Linked DNA regions of Homo sapiens: region 1 is linked to region 2. Evidence: read pairs that join two places in POLR2A ChIA-PET (ENCODE). Cell type or tissue: Caco-2. All regions are shown on one strand. Each heading gives the region's core, and the rest is flanking DNA. Links, peaks and the distances in the headings are about the cores only.

Evidence for each region. Peaks named below come from ENCODE experiments on the same cell type or tissue, not always from the same donor. Only the 100,000 strongest peaks of a DNase experiment are listed, where the experiment ranks them.
Region 1: POLR2A ChIA-PET joins it to region 2 with 6 read pairs; 3 of 35 experiments call an interaction of 5 or more read pairs at or near these places.

The regions. Positions count from the first base shown.
Region 1 is chr20:18,150,710-18,155,101 of GRCh38, forward strand. KAT14 (lysine acetyltransferase 14) reads left to right here. Exons shown (of 11, transcript NM_001392073.1): 4 at 112-233. Among named protein-coding and RNA genes, the nearest start is that of PET117, 15 kb to the left of the region's middle. In Caco-2, for the core only: no CTCF peak of the experiment used is centred there; no DNase peak of the experiment used is centred there.
Region 2 is chr20:18,088,105-18,092,496 of GRCh38, forward strand. It overlaps the pseudogene RPL15P1. Among named protein-coding and RNA genes, the nearest start is that of OVOL2, 32 kb to the left of the region's middle. RefSeq lists an enhancer at 2,458-2,958. In Caco-2, for the core only: no CTCF peak of the experiment used is centred there; a DNase peak (open chromatin) is centred at 2,127.

The sequences.
Region 1 (4,392 bases), core at 239-4,238, 63 kb after region 2:
TGTTCCCCACCATTCCTACTCAGAATATAAAACAGAAGAAGCTTTTCCCCCCTCAAGATTAACATCCCTAACCGTGCTGTTCTCCCACCTCTTGTTTCAATTGTGTTTCAGGTCGTCATGTTGGCAATGTACAACTTGTCTCTGGAAGGAAGTGGACGTCAAGGTTATTTCAGGTGGAAAGAAGATATCTGTGCTTTTATTGAGAAACATTGGACTTTTTTACTAGGGAATAGGTAATGTGTTTTTAAAAAATCTTATACTTCAAGGAATATGTAAAGAATGAAGTATACAGGATTTGAGACAGCCTAATGTAGACTTGTTAGAGATTTATTTTAATTTTTTTGAGATAGAGTCTCCCAGGCTGGAGTGCAGTGGCATGACCATAGCTCACTGCATCCTCAACCTCCTGGGCTCAAGTAGTCCTCCTGCATCAGCCTCCTGAGTAGCTGGGATTACAGGTGTGCACCAACATGCCTGGCTTATTTATTTATTTATTTATTTTTTGGAGGCAGAGTCTTGCTCTCTCCCCCAGGCTAGAGTGCAGTGGCGTGATCTCGGCACACTGCAACCGCCACCTCCCGGGTTCAAGCGATTCTCCTGCCTTAGCCTCCTGAGTAGCTGGGATTACAGGCACCTGCCACTATGCCCAGCTAATTTTTGTATTTTTAGTAGAGACGGGGTTTCACCATGTTGGCCAGGCTGGTCTTGAACTCCTGACCACAAGTGATCTGTCTGCCTCGGCTTCCCAAAGTGCTTGGATTACAGGCGTGAGCCACTGCGCCTGGCCTTATATTTTTGTAGAGACAGGGGTCTCGTGTTGTCTCAGGCTGGTTTTGAACTCCTGGGCTCAAACAGCTCTCCTGCCTTAGCCTTCCAAAGTGCTGGGATTATGGTGGGTGTGAATCACCGTTCCTTACCTTGTTAGAGATTTAGAGTGTTTACTTGTGGCAATTACGAAAATTTTTGAATTCCAGAGAATATTTTTACTTTTTTAAGATTAAAAAAAAAACTTGGCTGGGCGCAGTGGCTCATGCCTGTAATCCCAGCACTTTGGGAGGCCGAGGTGGGTGGATCACCTGAGGTCAGGAGTTCAAGACCAGCCTCGCCAACATGGTGAAACCCCATCTCTACTAAAATACAAAAATTAGCTGGGCGTGGTGGCAGGCAACTATAATCCCAGCTACTGAGGAGGCTGAGGCAGGAGAATTGCTTGAACCCAGGAGGTGGAGGTTGCAGTGAGCCAAGATTGCGCCATTGCACTCCAGCCTGGGCAACAGAGTGAGACTCCATCTCAAAAAAAAAAAAAAAAAGATGTTTGTTTCAACTGAACATGACGTTTTTTGAAGAAATTCTTAGAATGTTAAAAAATAAGAGTTGTATTACATGAGACTGTTCAAGAGTTGGATAAGTCAATATTTCACTTGAGGAGATAGGGTTATTATATTCTTTTAAGCTGTGTGTGGTGGGGCATGCCTGTTGTCCCAGCTACTCAGGAGACCAAGGTTGGAGGATCACTCGAGCCCAGGAGTTTGAAGCCAGCCTGGACAGTATAGTGAGACCCCCATCTCTTAGAAAACACCAACCAGGCTGGGCCCGGTAGCTCAGGCCTGTAATCCCAGCATTTTGGGAGGCCGAGGCGAGCAGATCACCTGAGGTCTGGAGTTCGAGACCAGCCTGGCCAACATGGTGAAACCCCATCTCTACTAAAAATACAGAAATTAGCTGGGCTTGGTGGCGGGTGCCCGTAATCCCAGCTACTCGGGAGGCTGAAGCAGGAGAATCGCTTGAACCTGGGAGGCGGAGGTTACAGTGAGCTGAGATGGGGCCACTTCACTCCAGCCTGGGTGACTCAGCGAGACTCCATCTCAAACAAACAAACAACCAACCAAAAAAAGAACCAAAACAGAGCAGTGCCTTCTAGGAGGACAAGACAGGAAAAATAATGGCAGTTACTGACTGCATCTATTTAGGTTGCCCTTAGTTAATAGAGTTTTGTATTACTAGTATTTGTTTTTAACTCTGTAAAGTAGACACTCTTTTTTATTTTTAACTATTTTTCATAGTGCTTAGCAAAGTCTGGGCACATCTGCATGTGGCTTGTTCATTGGTCACTGTGTTTATCATTGCGCTTTGAGTTTGCTGCTGTGTGCTCTCCCCAGTGGCTGCTTTGGTGCATTAGACTCGGGGATGCCGATGCACAGACCTTGCGACCATATATTTTCACTAAATGTCCACGTGGATCTATCAAGACTTTTATTGCTCTTGGGTACTTGTGAGTTTGCTACCACACTGGTGAATTTTTGTTTGAGATTCTGATTGTTAGTTGCTGTCTGAAGTCCTGTGTGAGATTCATGAATCTTACATAATGAGGTTAGTTTAGACATGACAAAGTCTTTGATCACTTCAGGTCAGGGCAGGGAGTTCATGCCTTTCCTCACTTGGGGTTCACTGCAGCCTCTGTTTCTTCAGAAGCTGAGGAATCACAGCTTTGCTCATGTTACTGAGAGTACGGGAGGGTAGTCAGAAGGAGGGTGACCTGCAGGCTGCTGTGAGAAAATGGAATAGACTCCCTACATTTTTGCAAAAGGGGTTATTTTAGTTCTTGAGCTATTTATTGGTGCTAAGAAAAGAATCGACACTATAACTGGTTCTTTCTCATAAGGAAAAGAAATCTGTTGTTTAGTTTAATGATTTAGCACTATTTATGGACCTTAATGTACCCCATTTATAAGGGATAAGAAAGGGAAAAAACTGATAAAATTGGATCTTGGAATGTTTTCATGATCTTCGAGTGCTGTCCTATTTAGTGGGTTATCTCCTGGAAAAAATTAGATTTAGATTGCCTGTTTTTAAAAATATTGCTGGATTTTAACAGAAGTTGTTTAAATGCTTCATTTGTTCATTTCTAGAGCATGTTCTGAGAGGAATCAGCTGAGCCTTATTTCTTTTTAACATGCCAATGAAAGGCATTAATTACTCTCCAGTTTCTGTGTAGTTTATTTAGTGTGTTGGCCATATTGGTATATCACCGGAATTATTATTTATTTGATCTTCCTATTTAAATCAAGTCACCTGAAAAATACATTAATTTTAAAAAGAAACTTAACATCACCATGGTAAGTGGGAAACCTATATAAATTGTCATAAGTAGAATGTAACAATAAAAATAAAACAATGCTGTTAAATTGTAGCTGGATCCCATGGCATATAATGGCAAGCCATGGCTTTCTTTTCCAGTCAAAAAGGGAGGCTGCTACAAGTGTTAATGAGAATTTAAAGCAGTAAACTTTCTTTTGATCTAACCAGAAGAAGCAAAAGAGAATTAGAAATCACTTTATGATTCTTGCCACCCGGTTTCATGCTACAGTGCTGCTCTTCACTTTGGGAACTCCACTTGAAATATCAGTGATTGGAGAAGTCCCCTGAAACCACTACCCCTGGGTAGTTACCACTTGCTCAGACATTTCTGTGTATGAATGTTAACAAGATTACCGTACCCCAGAGAAGCTGTCTGTAAAGAGCATTTATATTTAAGGTACACTTTTTTCATAGCTACTAAAGATTTTCATTCTGCTATCCATAGGACGTACTTTATTTATTTACTTACTTACTTATTTTTTTGAGACGGAGTCCTGCTCTGTCGTCCAGGCTGGAGTGCAGCGGCGTGATCTCGGCTCACTGCAACCTCCGCCTCCCAGGTTCAAGCAATTCTCCGGTCTCAGCCTCCGGAGTAGCTGCTACTGCATTAAGAACTAAAATTGACCAGTATTAACCGCAGTCTACTGTCTATGCCTTCCCTTGGAAACCACAAGCCTTTATTAGACTCCAGAGTCCCAAAATAGTTCCATCAGTCAGATTCTGCCAGTGCAACTGCTGTCCAGGCAGGAAGGCAAATGCTTCCTATCTGCCACCTTCCCAGAATCCTCGTAAAGTTGATTGAAGTGTAGATACTATGAATGTGTACTATCATATTTCATCAATTCTAAGATCCATTAACTTTAAGATACACCATTTTGTGTACAAATAAGAGCTAACTACCAATTAAATTATGACATATCAGTAACTATAAGATGTATCTAGCTGTCAGAGATGTCAAAATTTGCAAAATTACGTATCTTAAAATCAGTAAAATATGGTAGTAGAAGAAAATATTCAAGCTATTCTTCACTAATCAAAACTATACCTTCTGGAAGAATTCAAGGCCAGGACTGTAAAAGCAGATTAAATGAACAAATACTAGGCAATTATTCAGTAATAACTAAGTTTTCATATACTTTTTAACTTGTTTCTACAATGGTACATAAAATTATTTAGGTTAGCACACCCCACCATGCACGACTAATTTTTGTATTTTTCGTAGGGACAGGGTTTCACCTTATTGGTCAGGCTGGT
Region 2 (4,392 bases), core at 90-4,089:
CCACCATTTTTTTTTTTTTTTTTTTGAGACGGAATCTCACTCTGTCGCCCAGGTTGGAGTTCAGTGGCACAATCTTGGCTCACTGCAACCTCCGCCTCCCGGATTCAAGCAATTCTCCCTGCCTCAGCCTCCCGAGTAGCTGGGATTACAGGTGCCCACCACCACGCGCGGCTAATTTTTGTATTTTTAGTAGGGAGGGGGTTTCACCATGTTGTCTAGGCTGGTCTTGAACTCCTGACCTCAGGTGATCCGCCCACCTAGGTCTCCCAAAGTGCTAGGATTACACGCATGAGCCACTGAGCCCTGTTTTTTTTTTTTTCTTCCTTCCCTCCCTCCCTCTCTCCCTTCCTTCCTTCCTTCCTTCCTCCCTCCTTCTCTCCTTCCCTCCTTCCTTCCTTCCTTCCTTTCTTTCTTTCTTTCTTTCTTCTTTCTTTCTTTTCTTTTTTCTTTCTCTCTCCTTTTTCCTTTCTCTCTCTCTCTCTCTCCCCCCCGCCTCTTTCTCTCTCTCTCTTTCTTTCTTTCTTTCTTTGGTCTTGCTCTGTTGCCCAGGCTGGGGTGTAGTGATGCAATCTTGGCTCACTGCAACCTCTGTCTCCTGGTTCAGGTGATTCTCCTGCCCCAGCCACCCAAGTAGCTGGGACTACAGGCGGGTGCCACCACCCCTGGCTGATTTTTGTATTTTTTTGTAGAGACGGGGTCTCGTCATGTTGCCCAGGCTGTCTTCCACTTTTAAGGATCCTTATGAACACATTCGGTCTGCCTGGATATTCCAGGATAATCTCCCTATTTTAAAAATCAGTTGATTAGCTGGGTGATGTGGCTCACACCTGTAATCTCAGCACTTTGGGAGGCCAAGGCGGGTGGATCACTTGAGGACAGGAGTTCGAGACCAGCCTGCCCAACATGGTGAAACCCTGTCTCTATTAAAAATACAAAAATTAGGCGGGCCTGGTGGCACGTGCATGTAATCCCAACTACTTGGGAGGTTGAGGCAGGAGAATCGATTGAACAGGAGGAGGAGGTTGTGGTGAGCTGAGATCACGCCATTGCACTCCAGCCTGGGCGACAAGAGCGAAACTTCATCTAAAAACAAACAGTCCAGGCGCGATGGCTCATGCCTGTAATCCCAACACTTTGGGAAGACTAGACGGGCAGATCACCTGAGGTTGGGAGTTTGAGACTAGCCTGGCCAACATGGAAAAACCCCATTTCTACTAAAAATACAAAAATTGGCCAGGCATAGTGGCTCACACCTGTAGTCCTAGCTACTCTGGAGGCGGAGGCCCGAGAATTGCTTGAACCTGGGAGGTGGAGGTTGCAGTCAGCTGAGATCACACCACTGCATTCCAGCCCAGGCAAGAGAGTGAGACTCGGTCTCAAACAAGCAAACAAACAAAAAACTCGATAAACTCCTTACACAAAGACACATCTAAAATAAAGTGAAAACAAAGTTTGAAAAATTACCTTTTTAGAATGACTTAGGAGGGGGAAGTAGGGGTGAAGAGAAGTTGGATATACGCACAAAAATATAATTTGATAGAAGGAATGAGTTCTAGTCCAATAGTACAGTAGGGAAATCGTAGTTAATAATTAGTGTATATCTCAAAATAGCTAGAAGATAATTGTAACATTCCCAACACAAAGAAAAGATCAACGTTTCAGGTAATGGATATCCTCGTTACCCTAACTTAATCATTACACATTGTATGCATGTATCAAAATATCACATGTACTCTCAAAATATGTGTAACTATGATATATCAATTTTAAAAAGACAGAAAAAAAGGATTTAGGTCCAGTTTACCAGTGAAATCCTTCAAGTGTCCAAGTTATTAAGGATCAGCTAATTATTATGTAGTGTATGTCTCTACTGTATAAAATAACAATAAAAAACTTTTCAAAGCATTTTTGTTTTGTGTGAGACAGGGTCTCATTATTTTTTATTTTTATTTTTTGACTGTCCTAAATTGTTTATTAGGTATGAATTTTACAAACTTAAACTTTACTTATGTCAGTGGCAACAGTGGAGCTGGAGATTATCACATTTTCTCCAAGCTGCATGACGAGACCCACCAATAGTGTGGTGGAACTTAAGGCCCTTTCCAAGGCCATGGCTCTTTCGGCCTGCAGATGTCAGCCCACGTGTCTCCCTGGGCTTGTAGACTGATTGGTGATCCACTGGGTGTCAGGATTTCTTCTGACAGCTTAATGGAATGCATCAATGAGGATAACCTCAAAAAATTTGTATGTGAAATCTTCAACTCAGTAAGAATTCAGGACTCTTAGAGCCCCACAGTGGTGTCCAGCTTGCTCCTCTGCAATGGACTGAGGGTTCAAGCAAAGTTTAGCTGGTTAACACCATGATGTTCAGGCTTGCCGTAAGTTGCACCCTTAGGAACTGGGTGTTTTTGGCCATCACCGCACACATGAATCCTATATATAATGTAGCCTTGTAGTTCAGTCGGCGCACTTTATGGGGCCAAGTGGATTGGGGAGCCCTGTGGAGAGCAGAGGGCTGGCAGTACTGCCAGCAGCGGACCCTGAGAAGAAAGCGCATGAGATCAGACTGCTTCTCCCTCCATAGCTCCTGGATGTACTTGTATGCACCCACCGTGGCTTACCTGATGGCTACTGCCAGACAGAAAGGCGGGGTCTCACTCTTTTGCCCAAGCTGGAGTGCAGAGGCGTGATCATGGCTCACTGCAGCCTTGACCTCCTGGGCTCAAGCCTAAGTCTCCCGAGTAGCTGGGACTACAGGTGAGCACCACCATGCCTGGCTAATTTTTGTATTTTTTGTAGAGACAGGGTCTCACTATGTTGTACAGGCTGGTCTCAAACTCCTGGGCTCAAGCAATCTATTCACCTTAGCCTCCCCAAAGTGCTGGTATTATAGGCGTGAGCCACCACACCCAGCCAAAATATTTTCTGAAAGAAAACAAAATCAGAGGCCAGGCACGGTGGCTCATGCCTGTAATCCCAGCACTTTGGGAGGCCGAGGCGGGTGGATCACTTGAGGTCAGGAGTTCCAGACCAGTCTGGCCAACATGGCAAAACCCTGTCTCTACTAAAAATATAAAAATTAGCTGGGTGTGGTGGCATGCACCTGTAGTTGCAGCTACTCAGGAGGCTGAGGCAAGAGAATCGCTTGAACCCGGGAGGCGGAGGTTGCAGTGAGCCAAAATTGCACTACTGCACTCCAGCCCAGGTAACAGAGTACGATTCTGTCTGAAAGAAAGAAAGCAAGAAGGAAGGAAGGAAAGAAAGGAAGGAAGAAGAGAAGGAAAGAAAGAGAAAAAGAAAACAAAATCAGAAGAGCCAGACATCAAGAGCCAAGCAAATAGACCATAAAATACTTTTTAAAGTAAAATATATTTTTAAAAATATGGTTAATGCATCAAGAAAAAGAAATAAAGGTCTTCTTTTTAAAGTTACAAAGGTAACTAATAGAATTTAAGAATAAAATAATGGGAGAAATAGAGTAGATAAGTAGGGCATGTAAAGAGGTTAAATTGTCATACTCGTGTTGGGGAACTCATGGATGTTGTATATTTGTACATCAACAAATAAAAGAGTTGCCATTGCAGCCAAAATCTGTGGGGAATTTTGGTGCAGCGTCCAGCCACTCCACTCCCAGTGACAGCTCGGAGTTCTGTCTGGATATCTACCCTTTCCCAACCCTGTTCCACATGGTCTGGGTGGAGTTGTCTCAAATTCAGCTTATCTGTTCCTGCCCAATGAGTCAACCACGCCGTTTAAGAGCTTTAGCCTCTGGCCCAGGACTCTGTACCTGCAAAACCTTTCTTACTTTTGCAGGAGCCGTCCCTGTGAAATTGGGTATGTTTAATGTTAAGGGGAGCTCTGGGTACTGTTTTATTTCTGTGTTTATGGGCTTGATATTCTCCTTCATTTATCGGAAGAAGGAATGGCGTCTTTCCTAGATGGGCCAGAGAAGGCCCTAGTCCTTGCTATGGGAAAAGACTCCTGGTGGATGGGATGCGGGAAAGGAACAGGACATTTGTTGTCAGCACCCTGTGGCAGACACTGTCCATATGCCATGCACAACCCCGTGGCATGCACCCCTACACAATGACGGCTGCCTACTGCAAACACCTCCAAGTCCTCCTCTGCCGGAAGGTTCTCTCTCTCCCTCTCTCTACCCCTTCCTCCTCCCTGTCCCCACCCCCTTCCTTAAGAGCAAGCTAGGCTGGCAAATAGGGCAAGCTGAAAGTTCTGTATCAATGACAGATAAGGAGCTGTCGGGTTCGCACTGCAGCTTTCTCGCCCCTCTGTTGGGAGAACTCTGAAGCATCTTCTACACCGTCTCCCAAGCTCTCCAGGGGGAGTGGGCTCCGGGTGCCCGCAGAGATAACTTGCTTGATAACGCAGCTTTCT